Linked DNA regions of Homo sapiens: region 1 is linked to region 2. A link is an interaction called in ENCODE POLR2A ChIA-PET data of the cell type or tissue named here. Cell type or tissue: CD4-positive, alpha-beta T cell. All regions are shown on one strand.

What was found. ChIA-PET counts read pairs that join two places held together with the same protein. Peaks named below come from ENCODE experiments on the same cell type or tissue, not always from the same donor. Only the 100,000 strongest peaks of a DNase experiment are listed, where the experiment ranks them.
Region 1: POLR2A ChIA-PET joins it to region 2 with 7 read pairs; 2 of 35 experiments call an interaction of 5 or more read pairs at or near these places.

What each region holds. Positions count from the first base shown.
Region 1 is chr3:14,430,375-14,435,374 of GRCh38, reverse strand. The region is part of intron 2 of SLC6A6 (solute carrier family 6 member 6); the gene reads right to left. Among named protein-coding and RNA genes, the nearest start is that of SLC6A6, 30 kb to the right of the region's middle. RefSeq lists enhancers at 1-776, 2,820-3,114, 2,814-3,223, 2,601-3,512. In CD4-positive, alpha-beta T cell, no CTCF peak of the experiment used is centred here; DNase peaks (open chromatin) are centred at 1,064, 1,514, 2,984, 3,314 and 2 weaker places; H3K4me3 peaks cover 2,403 bases; H3K27ac peaks cover 5,000 bases.
Region 2 is chr3:13,888,876-13,893,875 of GRCh38, reverse strand. No RefSeq gene overlaps it. Among named protein-coding and RNA genes, the nearest start is that of WNT7A, 11 kb to the right of the region's middle. In CD4-positive, alpha-beta T cell, no CTCF peak of the experiment used is centred here; DNase peaks (open chromatin) are centred at 2,015 and 2,935; H3K27ac peaks cover 1,657 bases.

The DNA.
Region 1 (5,000 bases), 540 kb before region 2:
AGTACGGGTCTACCCTCAGAGACCCCCGACCTCCGCTAGAAGCCTCCTGCCTGGATCACACTAAGCCCTGCAGAAAAGCCTCTACCTCACCCCCGGCCTCATCAGCCTTGCCTTTCACAGATCAGGAGACTGAGGCTCAGAGAAGGGGGAAGCCTTATCCCAGGTCCCACAGCTACAGGACAGTGGGCCAGGATTTGCACCCACGTCCCAACTCCATGACCTTGGTGCCACCCTGGGGCAAGGTGACCTCTGGATGGGGACCAGCCAGACCACGTAGTTCTTCTTAGTCTGTGGTTTGCTGGGGAAGAGTGGATGACAGTGAGCAGGTTTTGCAAAGAACAAGCCTCTGGAACAACGCCGGGGGTGGCGAGACACGGTATGAGTCTAATAGACAGCCAACTTGTCACCTTCCCCTCATAAAAACATTGGCAGGTGAACATAAGGTCTGGGGACTGGGTCCAAACTGTTTTATCATCTCCTTGGAAGTGGCAGGACCTGGCCCAAAGCCCCAGAGAACCACAGTCTGGCAGCAGAGGAGAGGCAGCAAGGAGAGTGCCACCGTGCCAGTTGCAGGGGGAGGGGTGGAGGCACGGCAGGCTCCCGGTGGCAGGATGGCCTGAGAAGGGCCAGGATGAGGCAGGGTGGCTGGCGCTGCCCCAGATGAAGGTGTTTGAGGCACACACCATACTCCAAACGGAGGTGCCCCACAGCAGAGCCCAAGCAGCTAAGTCGGGGAAAGGGCAGTGGGCGAGGTCAGAAAGCTGGGTCATGCAGGCCAAGTCACTTCCCCTCTGCATCTCAGAGGTCCAGGGTTAGAACAAAGGTTTGAGTGGCTTTGGCAAGCAGTGGCTGTTAACTCACCCTACTATGTGCCAGGCACTGCTCTAGGAACTGGAGACAGTGGGTGAGCCCTACCAAGCTGACCTGCAGAAGGGGAGATAGACACTAAACACATAAATGAGCAATTATTTATGACAGTGCCCAGCACACAGAAAACAACAAAGTAGGCCCCTCTGCGGAGGTGACATTTCATAACAACAGCAGCTCGCTGAGGACTCACTGTGGGCAGGCCCTGTGCCAAGCCCTTTCCAGACACCAACTCACTCACTTACTCCTCACCAGCCCGGATGATGGAAAGAGGCCCAGAGAAGTAAAGCCACTTGCCCAGGGTCATACAGCTGGATTCAAACCCAGAAGCTCGGCTCTAGGGAACAAGCTTTTAGCCACACTGAAGCTGAGGCAAAGAACTGGGGGCAAAGAACTGGGGGAACACTGTTCTAAGAGCAGAGAACAGCAGGTGTAAAGAGGGCCATGGTGCACATAGTGAAGAAACAGAAAGCCAGAGTGTGGCAGAGAGGAAGAGGGGACGGGGCCCCCAAGGCCAGAGTTAGAACCTGGATTTATCCCAAGTTTTGTGCTGCCCCAGTGAGGGCTCAACGCTTTTGGCTAAAAGCCCTGGATTGTCCCTGACCACCAACCCTTCCCTTCTACTCTGAAAGGGAACTTAAGGGCCCATGTTGGGTTTTTCCCTGCAGGTACTTATGACTTTTTTTTTTTTTTTTTTTTTTTTTTGAGACAGAGTCTAGCTCTGTTGCCCAAGCTGGAGTGCAGGGTGCGATCTCAGCTCTCTGCAACCTCCGCCACCTGGGTCCAAGAGATTCTCGTTTCTCAGCCTCCTGAATAGCTGGGATTACAGGTGCCTGCCACCACGCCCAGCTAATTATTTAGTATTTTTAGTAGAGATGGGGTTTCACCATGTTGGCCAGGCTAGTCTCAAACTCCTGACCTCAAGTGATCCACCTGCCTTGGCCTCCCAAAGTGCTGAGATTATAGATGGGAGCTACCGTGCTCAGCTAACACTTTCTGGTGGGGCCTGTAGAGTCGTTAACCCCACACCTCGGCCGCCTGGGTTCCTCACCATGAGCTGAGAACCTGCGGGGTGGGTGGCCAGAATGTCTTCCCCTTGACCAAGGACCTAACACCTAAGACTGGTGGCACAAACACAACATCCTTGTGCAGGAAGCCCAAACCCTGCCGGCTCCATGGGTGAAGCCATGCTTTGAAAGGAACAGGGTCACCCTTTGCTGTAATGTGCTCTTGGGAAGTCATCTGCCCACTCTGCTCTGAGCAGGCACTCGCTTACCTGGGGCAATTCTCTCTGGGGGAGGTGGCGGGAGGGAACAAAAGCTCTGGCTGACTGAGCACCTGCTACACACCTGGCCCAGGGCCATCACAGGGGTACTGGGTCACCGTCCCACCTTCACAGCACTAACGTCCCACCTTCACAGCACTAACGACTAGAGAAGGAGGGAGGGGCTCGTTTTGTTAAAGAAACAAAAATTATTCTACAAGTTCAGAGGAAGGACAAGGTTCCGTGTCTGGTCAAGGGTAGGCTTCAAAGACGTCTCTGGTCAAAGAGTCCCTGAGAGCTGGGCCTGACAGCCTGGACACACAGAGGAAGGTCAAGTCTCTGGGATGCTGTCTGAGGGGACCCTGGACACCACTCAGTAGACTTCCAGGGCACTTGGTACCCACAGCTGGGCTGGAGGAGAAAGAGGAGCTTGGGGAGGGCCACCAAAATGCCTACCTTGGGTACTTGGAGGCCTGTTTCCACAGCCAGAGGCAGGGCCGAGAGCAGCCCCATCTGCAGATTCTGCACACATCGGGGCTTCTCCTGACCTGGGGAGTCGCGCACTGTTGGACTTGCTCTTAAGGCTGGGGTTTTGGGGTTGTTTTCCTGTTGCTATGTGTTTAGGCCAATAACAGCACAACGGTCACACTGCCTGCAGCTCTGCTCCAGGGTGCAGGGGCTGGGTGAAGGGTCAGAGGGAGCCAAGCCCCTTTTCCATCTCCTTCCCCCATGGCCCAGGGCTGGCTGGAGTCAGGCTGCTGTAGGGGCCCCTGGAGCCTGCGGAAGGAGTGGGTGAGTCAGCAGGCAGCCACCTCCTGGCACTGACTCACCAGCGACAGGACAGGGCTGTCACTCTTGCTGTCAGCTTCGCTAGCAGCCCAGCCCTCAGCCTGGTTTTGCCGGAAATGGGGGCGGGGTAGGGTAGACCATGAGCCTGAAACAGGCTCTGCAGAGCCCAGGATTATTTCTGGAGGCCACAAAAAAGAAACTCAAGAAAAGAGAAAGGTTGGTTGCCATTTCCTTGACCTTCTCCTTTTAAGCTGTAAGAAGCCTAAAGCCCTGCTCCTTGTTGGCTATGAAAAGCAGAGGGCAGCCCCTCCCTTGCTCTATAGAAACTGGAAGGATACAGGCCCCAGTGACAGAGTCAGCTAAGGGTGCACGTGCAGGAGCCGGGCCAGCCCCAACTCTGTCACTGTGGCTCTGCCGGATGCCACAGTGCCATGGAAACCAGTCAGGGCGCTCTGCTGTACAGCCTTGGGCAAGTCACCTTCTCTCTTCAGCCTCAGTGTTACCCTCTCTAAAGTAGGCACAATATCCCATCTACAGTATGTGAAACTCCTACCTCATTAAATGTTTGCAAACAACCTCCCCCTCCTTGTTCCTCTTTTAAACATGTTTTTCCCCCTGACGAGGATGTACTTTCTTCTTCCTTCCTACCTCCGCCCCACCTCACTCGGACTCAGAAATTCAGCTCGACCAGAGTGTGGTGCTAGAGGAACCAAACAGCCTGGGATTTAGCAAGACAGGGTGGGGAACTAGCACTGTCGGTCACCGGTGCCCACTGTGTTCTGGAGCACAGGTGCCTGCTCTACTTAACTGGAAGCCGATTCCTAGGCCCCCTCCACCATCCAGAACCAGCCCAAGATCCCCAGGGGTTCCTGAAGCACACGCTGTGGTTTCTCAAGCCCCAACACCCTTGGCTTGTGCTGTGCCCTCAGCCCGGTACACTCTTCCCCTGCCTAATGAGCAGGTACCCCTCACAGCCTCGATGGGACAGCCTCCAGGACAGCTCTGTCCCTGCGTTCCCAGCCTGTACTGTTGCTGTCTGTTACTCCCCAGTCACCCGGGTCCTGCTTCCTGACACCTAGTATTAATACAAGGCCCAGCACGATGAGGATTTTTCAGATGGAATGTTTAGGGCTTAGGGCTCTGGGGACACTCTGCATAGGGAGAAACAGCCTTCCACGTCAGGCATTCTGAGAGCTCCTCTACGAGGGCGACAGAGCAAACTGCAATGACAGATGCTGGGGTATGTGGACAGTGGGGAAGGGTGGACCAGGATGTGCTCCCAACATCTGAGCACAGTTTCCCATCAGATGGTCAAAACTCTACAGATGAACACCAGATCTTTAGGAAATCACTTTTCATTAAACGATGTCCATTCCTGAGCATCTTCCAATAATGACTTTGAAGTTAATTTTTCCTGCCCCTAAAGGTTTGCCAAGTGCCAGGGGATGCCCTGGGATCCCACACAAAATCAAAGACTCACAGTGGGGCTTTGGAGGTCTTGGCACGTCCACATCCAAGCCCATTTTACAGATGAGGAAACTGAGGCCCAGGCCACATAGCAGATCAGTGACAAGACAAAGCTACAGTCTCTAGCCTCCTCCACAGACGGCCCCATCAGAGCTGGAGGGAACTCATTTCACAGAGGGGAAACTGAGGCCTGAAAGATGTGGTGGAGGGGCGGGACATTCCCGACAACCCCAACTTGGTGGGATACAGTGGACGCCAGAGGCTGAACATAAGCTCTTCTTCCAAACTTGGGAGGATGAGGCTCATATCTAATTCTGTCAGGTTGGCAACTGTTGGTGCAGTGGTGGCAGCGACTTCCAGCACTACAAGATGGTGCCTAACAGCGGCTACTGCTCAGCCAGAAGAAAAGCTCAGCGCTAAAATCCACACTCGGGTGGGGCTAGGATGCAGGGAGGACCGACGCTTCTCAACTGTGGTCTTCCTACGTGCAGGGGCCATCTCCCAGGGCAACCCCCAGTGGTAGCCATCTCCCTCAACTTTCCATTGCAATTTAGCTTAAACTCTGGGGGTGCTGGGGACATGGTATACCTTCTGATGGCCTGTCACTCGTGGT
Region 2 (5,000 bases):
GAGGAGGGCAATCATTACAAACCCTAGTTCCCCAAACCTAGAATTAATATTAGGCAACATCATTCCAGATGTTTGTCTAGGTATATATTTGGAAGGTGGAGTGGGAGTGGAAGAAAGGATGGGAGACGTAAGAGAGGGAGGATGGGTAACAGGAAGGAAAGAAGAGAGGCAGTGTGCAAGGAAGGAAGGAAAGGAATTTTATTAAAATGAGATTATACTGTATATGTCAATTTAAACAATAAAATACATGAAGCATATTTCCATATGAATTTAACCAAAGGAAAGGAAATTTGAGTGAAATAAAAGCAGTTGTTAACTTTACATATTCGATTTGTTAGCAAAATGAGTATTTTTTACAAGATCACTCCAGGTTTGTGGAGAACATTAAGAGATTAGGGGCCATCTCCCCGCTAAATTACATGTTTAAATCCTAGCATTTATTTTTCCCTGTTATGAAGAATGAGAAAATTAAGTCCTTCACACTTTCTATCATGCTCACACCTAACATACTGCCGTTGGGCTATTGATTCTATTTATTTATTTATTTATTTATTTATTATTTTTTGGAGACAGAGTCTTGCTGTCTCCCAGGCTGGAGTGCAGTGGCACAATCTCGACTCACTGCAACCTCCGCCTCCCAGGTTCAAGCGATTCTTCTGCCTTAGCCTCCCGAGTAGCTGGGATTATAGGAGCCCACCACAATGCCCAGCTAATTTTTGTATGTGTTTTCAGTAGAGATAGGGTTTCACCATGTTGGTCAGGCTGGTATTGAACTCGTGACCTCAAGTGATCCGCCTGCCTCACCCTTCCAAAGTGCTGGGATTACAGGCATAAGCCACTGCCGCACCCAGCAGTGCTATTGATTTTATAATGCCAAGGTCTGTAATATTCACAGACCTTGTAATATTCTGCCACCTCCCTTCCCTTGAATATTTAATCGTAGTTCTGGGTTGGTTTGTTAGCATTGCTCACCTCTAGTCATACATTGACTTTTCCCTTTCCTAGTTTCTTTTTTTTTTTTTTTTTTTTGAGACAGAGTCTGGGTCTGTCACCCAGGCCAGAGTGCCAGTGGCATGATCTCAGCTCACTGCAACCTCTGCCTCCTGGGTTCAAGCGATTCTCATGCCACAGCCTCTTGAGTAACTGGGATTACAGGCATGCACCACCACACCCGGTTAATTTTTTTTTTTTTGTAGAGATGGGGTTTCACCATGTTGGCCAGGCTGGTCTTGAACTCCTGGCCTCAAGTGATCTGCCCTCCTCGGCCTTCCAAAGTGTTGGGATTACAGGCAAGAGCCACTGTGTCCCTTTCTGAATTTCTTATTTAGATTTATCTCTTGATTGCCATAGACCCACCTTATGGATAGGAACATTAAGGCTTGTTCAAAGTCACATTGCCCATGGCAAATCAGTGCAGAGCCAAGATTCTGACAAATATTTGCCTCTCCAGAGGGAGAGCTCAGGAGACCCATGGCAGCTGTGAGATTTTGGACTTGGGTATTGGCATCTAGGGAAGGAGGGAGTCACTCTCTCTTCTTGAACTTTCTGGGGCTGCCAGAGGAGCCTGGACAGGACTCGGGGCTAACTCTGCCTCAAGGGGTCAGATTAAGGGTTGGACAGGTTTCCTGTAGTGCCTCTAACCCAGCCCTAGAGATCTAAAGAAGGAATTAGTGATTCAGGTGACTGGTTCTAGATTTTTTTGGACACGGAGGACTAAGAACAGAAAGTAGGACAATGAGGAGGCCCAATGCATCTGTTTTTCTTCCACTAGAAACAAAAATCCCCCAACCCAGAGGCCTAAACAATAATAGATTTTTCTGTCACTTAAAAAAAAAAAGCCCAGAGGCAGGCTGCGGGGCTGCTATGGCAGCTCAACCATGCCATCGTGTCCCTTCTTGTTTTCCATTTGGCCGTCCTTCTCAAGATGGCTGCCAGAGGAAGGGGAAACTCAAGGAACTGAAAGCCCAGGGGCTTCCACCTACATCTCTTTCAACAGAACAAAGTCATGGCTGCCCCTAGCTGCAAAGGATGCTGGGAGATGTAGTTTCTAAAGTCAGTCACAAGACAGAAAAAGTTTATCTTCAGGATAATTGAGATTTTTCACTACTTTTTAGTCTACAATAATGAAAACAGCTACACTTAGTCATTTACAGATATTCATTTGAAGTACCATCGAGGGACCAGGCACAGAGCCAGCTGCCTTGTGTAAACTGGTGAACGAAGGGCTTGTCCTCTCCTCACCTGACTTACTTAGGGAATAGTCACTGTGTGCAAAGTACCTAGTATCTATTACTTCATTTAATGTTCATAACAGTACTAGGAAGTAATTACTATTATCCCCATCCTACACACAAGTAAACAGAAGCTCTGAGAGGCTAATAATCTATCAAGGCTCCATAATTATGTAACAGATCCAGAATTCAAATCCATGTTGGTCTAGTCCAGAGCTTCAGCCATTAACTATTCCATACTAGTGGGTTCCATCCATGGCTGTGTCTTAGAACCTCCCTGAAAGCTTTTTATATGCTCCACAGAGATTCTGATTTAAGTGGTTGGAGGTAGGGTTCAAGCATCAGTCTGTTTGTAATTATCTTATTTAATCCACACAACAACTGGAGATGAAGGTATTTATCTTTCTATTTAAAAATCAGAGAAACTAAGACCCAGAGATGCAGACTCACTTGCCTAAAGTCACACAGTAATTCCACAGTGAAACTGGGATATATGATCAGATCTGTCTTCTCCAAAAAGCCATCCTTAGCTCCAGAGAAAGGCAGCCTCCCTAAAGCTGGGGGATATACTGGCCAACCACTCTGCTCCAGCCCCAGAAGCCTCCCAGGGAATGTGTGTGCATGAGGGGCAGAGCGCCAGGTGGCAACTAAGTGATAAACAGGCCAGGACATGCCAGGATGTGTGCCGGAAGCCCAGCCCACTAAAGGCAGAGGTGTGGCTGGGCCAGGGTGGGGGCCGGACGTGGGGATGCACTTTTTCCCCAGCACAACAAGCTGTGGGCTTCCTCCCTCCCAGCTGAGCCCTGCCTGATATGGCAGGCCCAGAATGGGTCGCTAGCTAGAGAGTGGAGGGGTGGCAGGAGGGCAGGGGCCCAGGGCCAGTCCCCAGAGGAAGTCACATGGCTGGGGGCACAGGCATGACCCAGGAATGGTGAGGGGAGGGAGATATTTCAGGCCCGAGAGGAAGGGCCCAGCCCATGAGATGAATCACCCGGGCCGGAGATTATCCTGAGGAAGACCTTGGGGGTGGAATGGTGATAAGTGCTCTCCTCCCGAGGTGACCAGGAGCCCACGGGCAGATGGCCAGCGGCCGGTGAGGCAAAGTGTGGCTGGGAGCGCACAGATGAGTCTGAGAGGGCCCACCAGATCCAGGTGCTTTCCAGAAGGGACTTCTCAGTGACCCTACAACATGAGGGGAAGCCCTGGAGACCAGTCACTTGCACAAGGTCACAGGGCCAGAGATGGGATTTGGAGTGGGAGTGTGCCTTTCTGTTTCCGCAGCTTGTCTCCCCAAAGCAGGGAGCTAAGACTGCCACTGCCCTCCTGCTCCAGGGGCTTCCTGGGTGGACATGAAACTTCACTGATAAGACACCAGGCTTTAGACTCCGAATGGCAAACCAGGTGTCAGAGCTTATGCTTGCTCCTGGATGAGGCACTAGACTTGTCCCAGCTTCTTATTGCAGGAATGGGAAGTAGGGAGTCCAGAGGCTCACCCAGAACAAGGGGCTTACCCAGGATTCCAGAGCAGGCTGGACAGAGGCCAGTGGACCTGAGTCCTGCCTCCCAGCCCACAGATGATGATCTTCTGGATCTCTAAGGGTGGCCATCAGCATCACCTGGGAACTTGTTAGAAATGCACATTTTGGGGTGCATTTCATTCAGTCCCAGATGGACTGAATGTGAACCTGGGCAGTGGGCATCCCTCTGAGCATTAACAAGCCCTCCTGCAGGGGATTCTGGTGCCAGCAGAACATAAAGTACACACACACACACACACACACACACACACACACACACACACACACACACACATATTCACCGGGTGGTATTTGGTATAAAATGGCCTCACAATGGTCTTTACCTCAAATTCAATTAAAACAATCCCATCCACCTGATGATCCATCCATGGGCTCACAAACCATGAGAATGCAGAGGTCCTTCAAAATCAACAGGGATTTGTTTCTCAAGCTGGAGGGATATGTGGGCTCCTTGAAAGGGGAAACTTGTACACTACTCCCCCTGGCCAATAAACACACTCAATGGTGGTTTAACTAATTTTTAGTACACCATTGCTTAGATATGTACTATCATAAAACTAAGCGTAGGCTCTTATGCTATTAAAATCTGCAAGTTCCAGATGAAATATAAACTAACATAAACACCAGAAAATCTAACTTTTAAATGAATGATAATTGACATATGCCAGAGAATGTTACTTTGCTGAAGCCAAGTGGCAGCTTGTAGCCTGATCATGGTGTCAATTGTCACCATGTAGGGCCCATTAAATTTGGCACCATCTATCACCCTCTGTCATGAGATGAATCAAACCTCCCAACCCCTTTCCTCTAGCCCACCTCCTCCTAACCCTTTCTTCACACAGGGCAGGGGCTTCAGTGAATTACTGCTTTCTTCTCCTGGGCTCCAAATCACAAAAGTGGTTTTCCTGGGAACCTTATGACCATAAGCAAAAATGCAAACTCAAACAGCAAAGTTAATTAGAGGACAGTTATCAGTTATAATGAGGTCATCCTAATAGTTTGAAATATGAGGATGTTAGATTCATGTTAAAATGAAAAAAAAAAAAAGACCATTTGAAATTCTCATTCTTGGAGCCCTGAGCATTCCTCTCTGGAAACCTGGGAGTCCATAGATCCCTTTTGAAGAGACAGAGACTTAGAGCTGGCATGCCTTACTCCATTTCTGAGCTGGAGAAATCAAGGGCCACAGAACAGTGGGGACCCACTGTTCCCTTCTCTGATCCCTCTAACC